Regions from separate parts of the Mus musculus genome. Here all the other regions are linked to region 2. A link is a contact called in ENCODE Hi-C or POLR2A ChIA-PET data. All regions are on one chromosome and are shown on one strand. Each heading gives the region's core, a stretch centred on a gene start or an enhancer-like site at or near the end of the contact. The rest is flanking DNA. Distances are from core to core; before and after follow the strand shown.

Region 1 (3,722 bases), core at 1,191-3,690, 760 kb before region 2:
GAACCTGGGGCATACTGCACAGCCTGCAGGCTGAGTAACAGGCTAAAGAATGTCCCTTCTAGGTAGGGTATCATAAGTCTCTTCTAGGCAGCATGGTTAATCTCTGTTTCTTCCAGGCTGCTCACCTGGCATGAGCCTCTTCTAGGCAGCCCAGCTTGAGATTATCTCTTAGTAGTCCTTACTGCTAATACACACTTGGAAAAGAAGGGACCTAGTGAATCTGATCTATTTCAGGAACTTCCTGATGCCCCTGAGTTGTTTACTTCCTGAGCTTAAGGAACTTCCCTGCAGGACAGAATATTTCACCTCTTAGTAAATAACCTGTGACTTAAAGAACTTTTCCTGTAGGACATCCTGTGTCTTTCCAGTTGATGTGCCCAGCCATTGCTCTTAGGAGCTCATGGGTGTTTTGGTCATGTCTAGAACACAGTGTTCACAATACTCCTTTCCATCCTCCAGTTTATATTCATTTAACCCTTGTTTCCTCGATGTTTCATGGGCCTTGGAAAGAAGGATACTGATTTCCTATTTAAGGCCGAGAACTGAAGAGTCGCTTATTCTTAGCACTTTGATCTATTATAAGTCTCTGCATTACCCACTGCCCACTGGGGGTGGTGAGTGAAAGGCCAGGGTTGAGAGGAGCATCAATATATGGGTACAAACATTTAGAAAGAAAAATTAACAAACAACAACATTTAGCAAAGCCAAAGTAGTAAGACACTCCCCTTCCCCAGAGTCTACAGTTTATTCTGAGTCTATTAGCAGGAACAAGAAGATAAACCTACTTTTTCAGGCTTTTCCTACTCATGTCCCCCCAAATTTTCATCTTTCTATTCTGCTTTAGTAAAGATCTAGGAACATACAGTCACTAGAAGAATGTAGTGACAGGAGAGACTGTAAGAGTTACAGTAATATTAAACATATAAAAGCCAGTTGGCAGAAAAAGACTTCCTCATGGAAGTCTTTTTATATAACATGTACAACATATATGAAGCATGCTCAAAAGAAGCCCTCACATACTTAGGAGTGGCAGGTACTATATAAATGTCATGATAAGGGTCATAAGGAACAGATTTCATTTTCTAGGCTCTTTGCTCTCTAGACCACTCCCATTCTCAAGAGTGCTCCTCACCCCCTTTAAGCCCTTTCCTTCCTTTCTTTCTCTTGTGTGTGACCCTATATTCCTGACTAGTTTGAAACTATTTATGTAGACTTGACTGGACTCAACTCACACTGTTTCCGACTCTTGCAAACTCTGAATTTAAAAAAGTGTGGGTCTCAAAAGAGTCCGGTCCCCAATGAAGGAGCTAGAGAAAGGACCCAAGGAGATGAAGGGGTTTCCAGCCCTATAGGAGGAATAACAATATGAACTAACCAGTACCCCCAGAGCTCCCAGGGACTAAACCACCAACCAAAGAGTACCCATGGTGGAACTCATGGCTCCAGCTGCATATGTAGCAGAGGATGGCCTAGTTGGTCAGCAATAGGAGGAGAGGCCCTTTGTCCTGTGAAGGTTCTATGCCCCAGTTTAGGGAATGCCAGGGCCAGGAAGCAGGTGTGGGTGGGTTGGTGAGCAGGGGGAGGGGAGAAAGGATAGGGGGTTTTCGGAGGGGAAAGCAAGAAAGGGGACATTTGAAATGTAAATAAAGTAAATATCTAATAAAAAAAGTGTGGGTCACTATGCCTGGTCCCAATTTTCTTTTAGTTATTATTTTGTATAATGTGGTTAAGAGTGCAGGTGCACGTGTGCCGGCCTGAGGACAACTTGTGGAAGTTCGGCTCGCTCATCGGGTCTTGAACTGAGGTTATCATCAGGCTTGGAGGCAAGCTTCTTTACTCTGTGAGCCATCTCATCCACCCTACTTTCCTTTTCGTAATAAACTGTCTTTACTTCGAAAGGCGTGTTTCTCGTCTAATTCTGTGACTAGAGACACAAGTACCTGGATACTTAAGTGGGTGCATTAAGGCTCACAAACCTAACAGGAGCAACACTGGGTGACGTGTGCGCTTTGACAGGTCTGTCCTGTGTCCACACGGGCACAACTCCAGTCGTTGGTCTGGTTGTCAGGCCAGCAGTCTCTAAATCGAGTTGGGGTAAAGCCACTCTTGGGGCAGGAATCGGTAACTGCCCTGCCTGAAGGGGCGTAAACTCAGGGTAAACTGAAGCGCCCGAAGCCGGAGGACACTTAAGTCGAAGAAAACAGCAGTGACATCAGCCGCCCTCCGCAGTCTCTTACGCTCCAGCCCTTGGTTGCAGAGTTCTTTTTCCATCTCTGTGGTCGTCAACTTGTATGAGACGCTGGCGACACTAAATAAATTCTTGCTCTGAACGTCTTCCAAACAGCCCGCGCAGTGGTCGGAACTGGTCCTGCAGCCCCAGGCCGGGAGCGGAAGTGCCGTTGGCGGTGTTACCTTCCGACTCTTCCGGCGCGAGCTCTAGGGTGTGAAGCTCCTTTGTTCCTCAGAGGCGGGGTCCGCCCCTCGGCGGCTGCACTTCCTCGGGCTGTGCGGGCCAGCGCGGCCGGAACCTCCGCTGCGCGCTTGGTTCTCTGTCTTTATTTTCAGGAATTGGCGAGTTCAGGTGAGTGCGAGGTGAAAGCTGTTGAGAGGGCTTTGCCACCTTGTATTTACAAACGCGTGTGTCGTCAGAAATACGGCATCCTCTTCGCACGTCCCTTATTTGTTTCCAACACTTAGTTACATTTGGGTAGAAAGCCATCTCTTTAGTTGTCGGTGTGCTTGTAAACGCGTGTGTACTGGAAAAACAAAAAACAACAAACAAAACCTTAAACCAGTATTCACTCATTGTAGCGGAATTTCTTAGGCCCTACCTACAGGATTCAAAACAAGGACCTGTAGGAGGAATGGGTGGAGACTATTGAAGTATTCGGGTTGATTTATTTCTGCAAAAAATGTTTGGGTGAGTTGTGTTGATGGAAAAAAAAAATAGCTCTGGCCTTAAAGGAAATAAAAGTTGATCCTGAACCAAATAATGACAATGACCAGAAAAATATGTGTTTCCCCAAAATAACATGTTCCATTGTGGAAGTGGTTACATGACTTATTAGTGTTTTTATTTATTTATTTATGGGTGTTTTATTTGGTCATTTCTTGTATATGTGGATAGTTGGTTATGGCAAAGCGACAAAATTCAGCCTATATTCTTGGGCAGCTTGTAGCAATTGGAGAAGCTTAATATTTAATAAAGGAAATAAATATGAGACTGCAAATTGATGAAGACTCAAAGTTGAGGGCTATATTTTTCCTGTCTTTGTATGGTAATAGGTAAAATAAAGAAAAAAATGGCGATTTAATCCAAAAATACTAGATGTTGGAGTTAGTGATGCTGAAGGGAGTGGGAAATAGTCATCTCTCCCTCTTCCTAAAGTATTAGCGAGTGTTGGGACTGCCTTTTTCAGTGTGTCACCTGAGTCTCTTTGGAGATCATTGTTCTTGTTTGTTAGGATTGACAGAGGCAGTATGATAATGAAAGAGAGAGGAGACCTCAGCAGAAGGAGGTTGTCCTTTCCTGGGAAGGTGGAGAGTGTGTGTCGAGGGGCTTGGGGTTTGAGAGGGCAGAAAAGAGACTGGAAATTTCATCTGTATGTTTGTTCTTTGTAGTCTTAGGACGGAGACATGCCAGTAGTTGCTTTATCATATGTTGAGTGTTTTTGTAAGGTTTTCCCTGGCTCCTGACTGCAGATCATGTTCTCTTCAGTGTT
Region 2 (3,878 bases), core at 728-3,227:
ATTCCATTATGCTTGAAAAAAAACAAAAACAAAAACTCCATTATTTGCTTATTCACTCGATATACCAGCATTATATTGGTCAAGCACAAGATATTTCAATTCACCTGAAATACAGCAGGGGAAAAAAGAGCAGAAAAAAAGAAAACACAATAGAAGAGTACAGCAATACAGAAGGAAAAGAAAAGGACGATAAAAACAAACAGATGAACAAAATTAAAAACAACAAACAAAAAACAAAACACCTCCAGAAAAAGACAAGTTCCTTGACATAAAAATAGAAAAAATTCCAGCATATGGGAAGCCAATTTTACTTAAGAGTCAGAAGGAAAGCAGGGTCATCTATGATTGTGCTAGATAAACTCACTACCAATATTTCAAATCTCCATCCAAACCAGGATATAACAAATGTGTATAATTAAAAGGAAGCATATTTACTTATTTTAGTCAGGTGACAGAACTGCCTATGAACAACATCCAAATACTGTACTAAATTAGTAGAAATATATATTTTAGAAATAATCTTGATCTCAAATTCATAAAGTATAACAGCTTGAAGAAAATGTTATTGAAAACACAGGTAAGGAACAACAATATGAACCACAGAATTCTAAGGTGGGGGATAGGGGACTTTTGGGACAGCATTTGAAATGTAATGAAGAAAATACCTAATAAAAAATTAAAAAAAAAAAAAAAACAAGTAGAAAAAAGGTTGAGAGGAAAAAAAAAGAAAATACACTTAAAATCAAATTGCTCAGCTATATAAACAGATTAACTATAAAATTTAATGGCATAAAAATGTCAATATTCTAAAGACTAAAATACAGACCCAACACACCTTGGAGAGAGAAATGCAGCATCTGGGTTTTACATCTCATTTTAAAATATAAGGTGTGACACTATTGAAAAGTGACTACCTTTTGAGTTTAAGATACTTGGTGCAATGGGATACTTGGATCAGTAGAAAAATGATTTCATTAAAATACATAATAGTATTGGGGGAACAGCAAAATCCACATATTTCACTATAGGGGAGAGAAAATATGTACTATAACAAGAGCACACGAGTCTTTAATGATCTCCATCATAATCTAGCTTATAAATTCACTAAATGGTCATCGTTTTAATATTTTTTCATAATATAAAAATTGCCATTTTATTTAAAATTTAAGTGTTCAATTTCCCTGGCACCTATCATGTTCATTATTGTGTAACCATCATCACTAACTTCTAAAGTCATGTTTATTACTTACGGATACCATTGTCACCTTGTAGACTACAAACAAAAATTTGGCCTCTGCAAAAAACATAGCTATTGCTATCTTTAATTATCTTTAATTATATGTTTATTGAAGTTGTGGCTTTTATATAAAAGCTTGGAAAAATATTATGGAAAAAGTTCAAAGTATTTAATTAGATTAACTTTCAAATTAAATTACAACTATGTTTACAAGTAATTTATTCACATGAGGATTGTCAGCCAACAAACGCATAAAGCAACTGATGATTTAACATAATAGAAAAGGTATTAGGCAAGTTTCACAATAACAAAAAGAAAAAGGTGTGCACATATCAATGATAGTTTTAGGAAGGAAACCCATGCTAAGAGCAATCACTGTCATTCCGACACCCCTGAACATCCTGGTCTACATATTTTAAAACCTCTCCTGGGTCGCCAGGATGGGGACCTCAAGGCACGCCTCCTAAGGTTTCTGCTGTCCTCATCCCGGCCACAGCCCTCCGCTTCCTGGAGCTAACGGGTTAAGTGACGAACCACGGGCTTACCAGACTGAGGGTGGAATCCAGGAAGCGGAAGTCTCCGCGGCTAAGGCGGAAGAACTAGAAGTTCACGCAAGGCCCCGGAATGCTTCAGAACGCTTCGGGGAACAGGAGGGTCCAAACACAGGGGAAACCCCAACTATCCTTTCGCACATGTGACTTCCACTAGCTCCCCGAAGCAATGGCTTCTACTTCACGTCCGTCTTCGAAATCTCGCGAAACTTCATAAGCCTTTTATAACGTGAAACCTTCACGGCGTGCATCTTGGGAAATGGAGTTTGATAACCTTAATGAGCCGTGCATTCTTGGTGAACTAGGAACTCTCGCGAAACCGATTAATTGCTTCTAAATGAGATTGAAATGGTTTATGGGAAATGTAGTTTCTACGTTGGACGGCCCTGACAAGGGTTTATGGGAAATGTAGTTTCTAGTTGGACGGCCCTGACAAGGATGCTCAAGTAGAATATATATATGTGTGTATGTGTGTATGTGTGTATGTGTGTATGTGTGTATGTGTGTATGTGTGTATGTGTGTATGTGTGTATGTGTGTATGTGTGTATGTGTGTATGTGTGTATGTGTGTATGTGTGTATGTGTGTATGTGTGTATGTGTGTATGTGTATATGTGTATATGTGTATATATGTATATATGTATATATGTATATATGTATATATATGCTTTTTCCAAGTTCTAATTGCACCACATCATCTTATGGGCCTGCCTTCAGCTTGTTCTTCTTTCTAAGATCATCAACCTGAACCTGTTAGCAGTCACTCTTCCTACTTTAAATATTGTATGCAATCACTATAACCCATAACCCATACCTATACCCCCAAAACTACACTGCCTTACTTAAGATATTTAGACACATATTTAAATACTGAAAACACACCCAACCTAACCTCAAATATAGCAGCTTTATCAACTTGTTCGTTTCAAAATCGGTGTCAACACAAAACTACTCTTGCCGCAGATAAATTTGTTCACAAACAAATACCAAAGACCATGACCCAGAAACACCAACTGAGGGTGTGACAAAAGACAAATTTTTGCCAAGGAACTGCACACATGGGATTTTATTAGTCATAGAATGAAAAGAGTGAAAGATCAAGGCATTTAATAAATATGATGGGTGATAGATTAATATCTTGCAGAAAAGTAGGACAAAAAACTCTGCTGTGTATCTGTGTTGCTATCTATAGCATTGTAAGTTTTTAGGATTGATTAAGATTATTCATGTCTTAATAATATATGTTAAAGAATTTCATAAAGGTTGTTCAGCCAGATATAGGGATGGGCAATGAAATGAACTGAGGATACTGGAAATTGCCTAAGTTAATTTGATTTATGATAGTATTTGAACTTCACATGAAGTTATAAAGTTCTCATAACCATAGTATTTCTGCATTATCAACCTATCCTCTCAGCATGGACCATGAAAATCATGATACTATTAAAGATTAAAGAATCTTCAAAGTTAGTATACATTTGTATTCTCTTTTTCCTTTCTTTTCTTTTCTTTTCCTTTTTTTCTTTTCCTTTCTTTTCTTTCTTTCTTTCTTTCTTTCTTTCTTTCTTTCTTTCTTTCTTTCTTTCTTTTTTTTTGGCAGTAGGGAAATTTCAGATAGTAGCAGTCAACATTTTTATACTTCTATTTGTCAACCTGCATTCACTAATTCACAAAATATTACTCATTTTACCTTGAATGGGTCAATTTAACACTAGCATCTACCACACTGAGAGTCAAAAATGTTACCAGGTAGCATCTGAGACATACAGCAATGATTTCCAGGCTCTTGCTGTAACTCTGTTGCTGTTTGAAGGTAAAATTGTAGCCACAAGCTTATGTAGCTGACCAATACAGGGACATCTGTTTATGCAATCTGTGTAACCTTTAGGAACTGGAACTTTGATAGAGTCACTAGAGTGGGTAGGTCTTGAGGTTTGAGAGTCTGATTCCGGTTCCATTTGCTCAGTGCTTCTTAACAGCAGATGCAATATGACAAGCTGCTTTATCCCCTACTGCCAGGATTTCCCAACCAGAATGGACTGAATCCTCTCAAACTATAAGCCCAAATAACTCTTTAATTTTAAGTTACTT
Region 3 (3,503 bases), core at 140-2,639, 960 kb before region 2:
AGTTCAGAGTCAGCCTCAATTACATAGCAAGGTGTATGATAGCCTGGGCTACCTGAGACCCTACTTCAGAGAACAAACAGAGGCCATGGAGCCGGGCGTGGTGACGCACGCTTTTAATCCCAGCACTTGGGAGGCGGAGGCGGAGGCGGAGGCGGAGGCGGAGGCGGAGGCGGAGGCGGAGGCGGAGGCGGAGGCGGAGGCGGAGGCAGGCAGATTTCTGAGTTTGAGGCCAGCCTGGTCTACAAAGTGAGTTCCAGGACAGCCAGGGCTATACAGAGAAACACTGTCTCTAAAAAAACAAAAACAAAAAACAAACAAACAAAAAACAGAGGCCATGGAGATGAACCAGCGAGTAAAGGCCAAGCCAGAGAGCCTGATCTCCAGCGCCCAGATGGTGGAAAGTAAGACCAACCCATGGGAACTGATCTCTGAGCTGAGCCAGGGTAATTCCCACTTTTTTTTCTTTTTCTTTCTTTCTTTTTTCTTTTTCTTTTCTTTTTTTTTTTTTTTTTTTTTTTTTTAAACTCTATAGGGATGTACAGGCCTGGAAACTTCAAATAAAGAGAACAGGGTACTCCCATTCTCACCAGTAGAAAGCCATAATCACACAGTATCTGTACTTTATGTATAAAATGTTCAGGGCAAGGGTTAGTAGCTCACTGAATGAGCAGTTCTACTAGCAGTAAAGTCAAGAGGAGGAGAGGTGAAGAAAGAGAAAGGAAATGGAGAGAGTGAGGAAGGAAAGGCATGGAAAATGAAAAAAGGTTAAGATTAAGGAAATAAACATTTAGCAGGCGGTGGCAAAAGCCTTTAATGCCAGCAGAGGCAGGCGGATCTCCAGGAGTTTAGGTCAGCCTGGTCTACCTAGCGAGTTCTGGAAAAGCCAAATAATAAAGATTGACCTCCAAATAGAAATGTTTAGTCCTAGATACCTACGAATACTTTTTCTACCCGAATGTCATGTGGCAGAATTAATCAGACGATGCCAAAGACAAAGCCACACTCTGCAAGGAACAAATCACAGCCTGGGGCGCTCACCCGAGCTCCACAATCGCTGGGCTGTGCAGTGGAGGCGGCGGCTGCAGAGAGATGGCCCGTGGCGGGCTTCTGTGCTGGAAGAGGAATCTGGAAGGCGGCTTCTGCAGAGGGCGAGCGAGCAGATGGAAGCTTGGAGAGCATTCGCCAGAGGGAGGCGGGGTGCCCGTGAGACCCGCCCGTCCTAGGCTTCGGGCCTACGGGGACCGCCCCTCGGCGAGCTGCACACACAGCCACGCCTTAAACTGACCCTCCACGGCCGCCGTCACCCCCCATCCTTGCCTCGGCGACTTCCTAGACGTAAAGATGAACCGGAGGTGAAGACACTGAGAACTACAGGACGCAGCCATCACTAGAAAAGAGTCGGGCCTTTGCAGGCGTCACTTCCGCTTCCGTCCTGGCGTGAAGCCCGGGAGATTTGGGTCCCAGCCACCTTGGATAGAGATAAAATTCTAGGAGCTGGAGAAGGACCCAGGCTGGATTCCCAGTACCCACATGGCAGCACACAGTCGCCCACCAAGCCTGATCTAATTCTTATCTAATCTAATCCCCATCTCTTTTCTTTCCTTCTTCCCTCCCATTCTTCCCTTCCTCCCTCTCTCCCATTCTTCCCTCCTTTCCTCCCCTCTTCCTCCCTCCCCATTCTTGTTTTAGTCTTAGCCTAGGCTTGGTGCCGCTGTGCCTTTAGTCCCAGCATTCAGGAGGCAGAGGCAGGCAGATTTCTGCGTTCAAGGCTAGTCTGAAAATTGAGACTATGTCTCACACACACACACACACACACACACACACACACACACACACACACACACACAGAGAGAGAGAGAGAGAGAGACTGAGAGAGAGAGAGAGAGAGAGAGAGAGAGAGAGAGAGAGAGAGAGAATATTCTCGAGCCAAAATAAGTGACTTTGGCGCAGGAATACAGATTAGCACTTCAAGTTCCATATGCAAATATGCTGTTTCATGAGGTTATTGCAGTAACAAAGAAAATACTAAAGCATATGACATGTTCCCAGACCTTAACACAATTGACTTCATGGTAGAAAACTCAGCCACAAAACTCAGCATGTAGACAGAACCACTAGCCAAAATGAAAACAAAGACCTAATCCATCTAAGTCTGTAGTTCTGGGAAAGTCTTTAAATGTACAAACCTTGCTGTTTGGCTTCTGTAGTTCTCCTTCTGGCTATATGTTCTCGTTAACTGAAACATGTCGCCAGGATATGGTTTTTGTGTTTAAAAGCTCACCCTGAGAAAGGCTCAGTGCTGCACTGGGATCCGGAACATCCAGTGTAATAAAGACCTGGCTAATAAAGACTTTTTACTGGCTTAAACTCATGTCTGAGCAGTCTTTTCTGGTGGATACCACACTATAAGCACAACACTCCAGATGTGTTGGTAGAAACTCAAGTAGGTCTGTTGCAGAAAAAGAAAATCTCTGCTATAGGCATCAGATGCAATTGTAGCCTTTTGTTTAGCAGAGACTACTGCTGTATTATAGACCTAATAGTCACAAAGATGTTAGGTCACACACAGGGCAAGAAATGGCTCCAAGGGTACTCAAGACTGTTTTTTCAAAGGCCTTTGTCAAAGGCGTCTTTTGCAGCTATTGAGATGATCATGTGGTTTTTGTCTGTTAGTCCATTTATGTGACTTATTACCTTTATTGACGTGTTTTTTAGATCATCCCTGCATTTCAGGGATAAAGCCAATTTACTCAGATGTATACTCTTTTTAAAAATGTTTTTTAGAGTTTTTATTAGATTTATTCATTTTATTTTATATGTGTTTTGCCGGCATATATGTCTGTGCACCACGTGTATGCTTTGTGGACATGGAGGTCAGAGAGGGCATCAGATACCCTGGAACTGGACTTACAGATGGCTGTGAATCAGCATGTGCTGGGAATTGAACCTGGGTCCGCTACAAGAGCAGCAAATGCTCATAGTTGTTGAGCAATCTCTCTAGATCCTTTCGTAATCTTTTAAATGTATGTTTGTATTCTATTTGCAATAGAATTTTAAAGAGCATTTTTGGGATCTATGTTCTGTAGCTGAGTCTTTTTGTTGTTGTCTTTATCTGGTTTTGATATTAGAGTGATACTGGTTTCATAGAATAAGTTTGGGGGTGCTCCTCTCTCTCTCTCTCTCTCTCCTTCCCTCCCTCCGTCTTTCCTTCCCTCCCTCCTTTTTTCTTTTAACAATGTAAAAGTACTGGCTATAGCAGTCAAAAAATTCGACTGTGGATTTGAAAGATTGATAGAATTTGGCTATAAATCCATCTGTCCCTAGACTTTTATTTTTAAACTGGAAGACTTTTTATACCATTTCAACCAGGAGTTATAGCCTGATGATTTTGCTCCAAGGTTCATTCTGCACAAATTCTTAATCTGTCCCAAGGAGGGTTTTTGATTGGGTTTGGTGAGTCTGTTGAATTGCTGCTTCTTTTCGACTGGTGAGCTTCATTTTCC

What was found. Hi-C counts contacts between places; a loop is a spot of excess contacts on that map. ChIA-PET counts read pairs that join two places held with the same protein, here RNA polymerase II (POLR2A).
Region 1: a loop to region 2 is called in a map of T-helper 17 cell, with 6 times the contacts of the local background. The contact joins the promoter of Zfp560 here to the promoter of Zfp317 in region 2. A Hi-C loop is called at or near these places in 3 of 37 maps with a recorded cell type or tissue (T-helper 1 cell and T-helper 17 cell). POLR2A ChIA-PET finds 5 or more read pairs at or near these places in 1 of 5 experiments (Patski).
Region 3: a loop to region 2 is called in a map of left cerebral cortex, with 7 times the contacts of the local background. The contact joins the promoter of Zfp846 here to the promoter of Zfp317 in region 2. A Hi-C loop is called at or near these places in 1 of 37 maps with a recorded cell type or tissue (left cerebral cortex). POLR2A ChIA-PET finds 5 or more read pairs at or near these places in 1 of 5 experiments (Patski).

What each region holds. Positions count from the first base shown.
Region 1 is chr9:20,383,876-20,387,597 of GRCm38, reverse strand. It overlaps Zfp560 (zinc finger protein 560), which reads left to right and starts at 2,440. Exons shown (of 7, transcript NM_001004190.3): 1 at 2,440-2,581.
Region 2 is chr9:19,620,190-19,624,067 of GRCm38, reverse strand. Zfp317 (zinc finger protein 317) reads right to left here and starts at 1,977. Exons shown (of 9, transcript NM_172918.4): 1 at 1,783-1,977.
Region 3 is chr9:20,579,214-20,582,716 of GRCm38, reverse strand. Zfp846 (zinc finger protein 846) reads right to left here and starts at 1,389. Exons shown (of 6, transcript NM_172919.2): 1 at 1,039-1,389. It overlaps Gm51704 (a long non-coding RNA gene), which reads left to right. Exons shown (of 2, transcript XR_003948290.1): 2 at 1-2,367.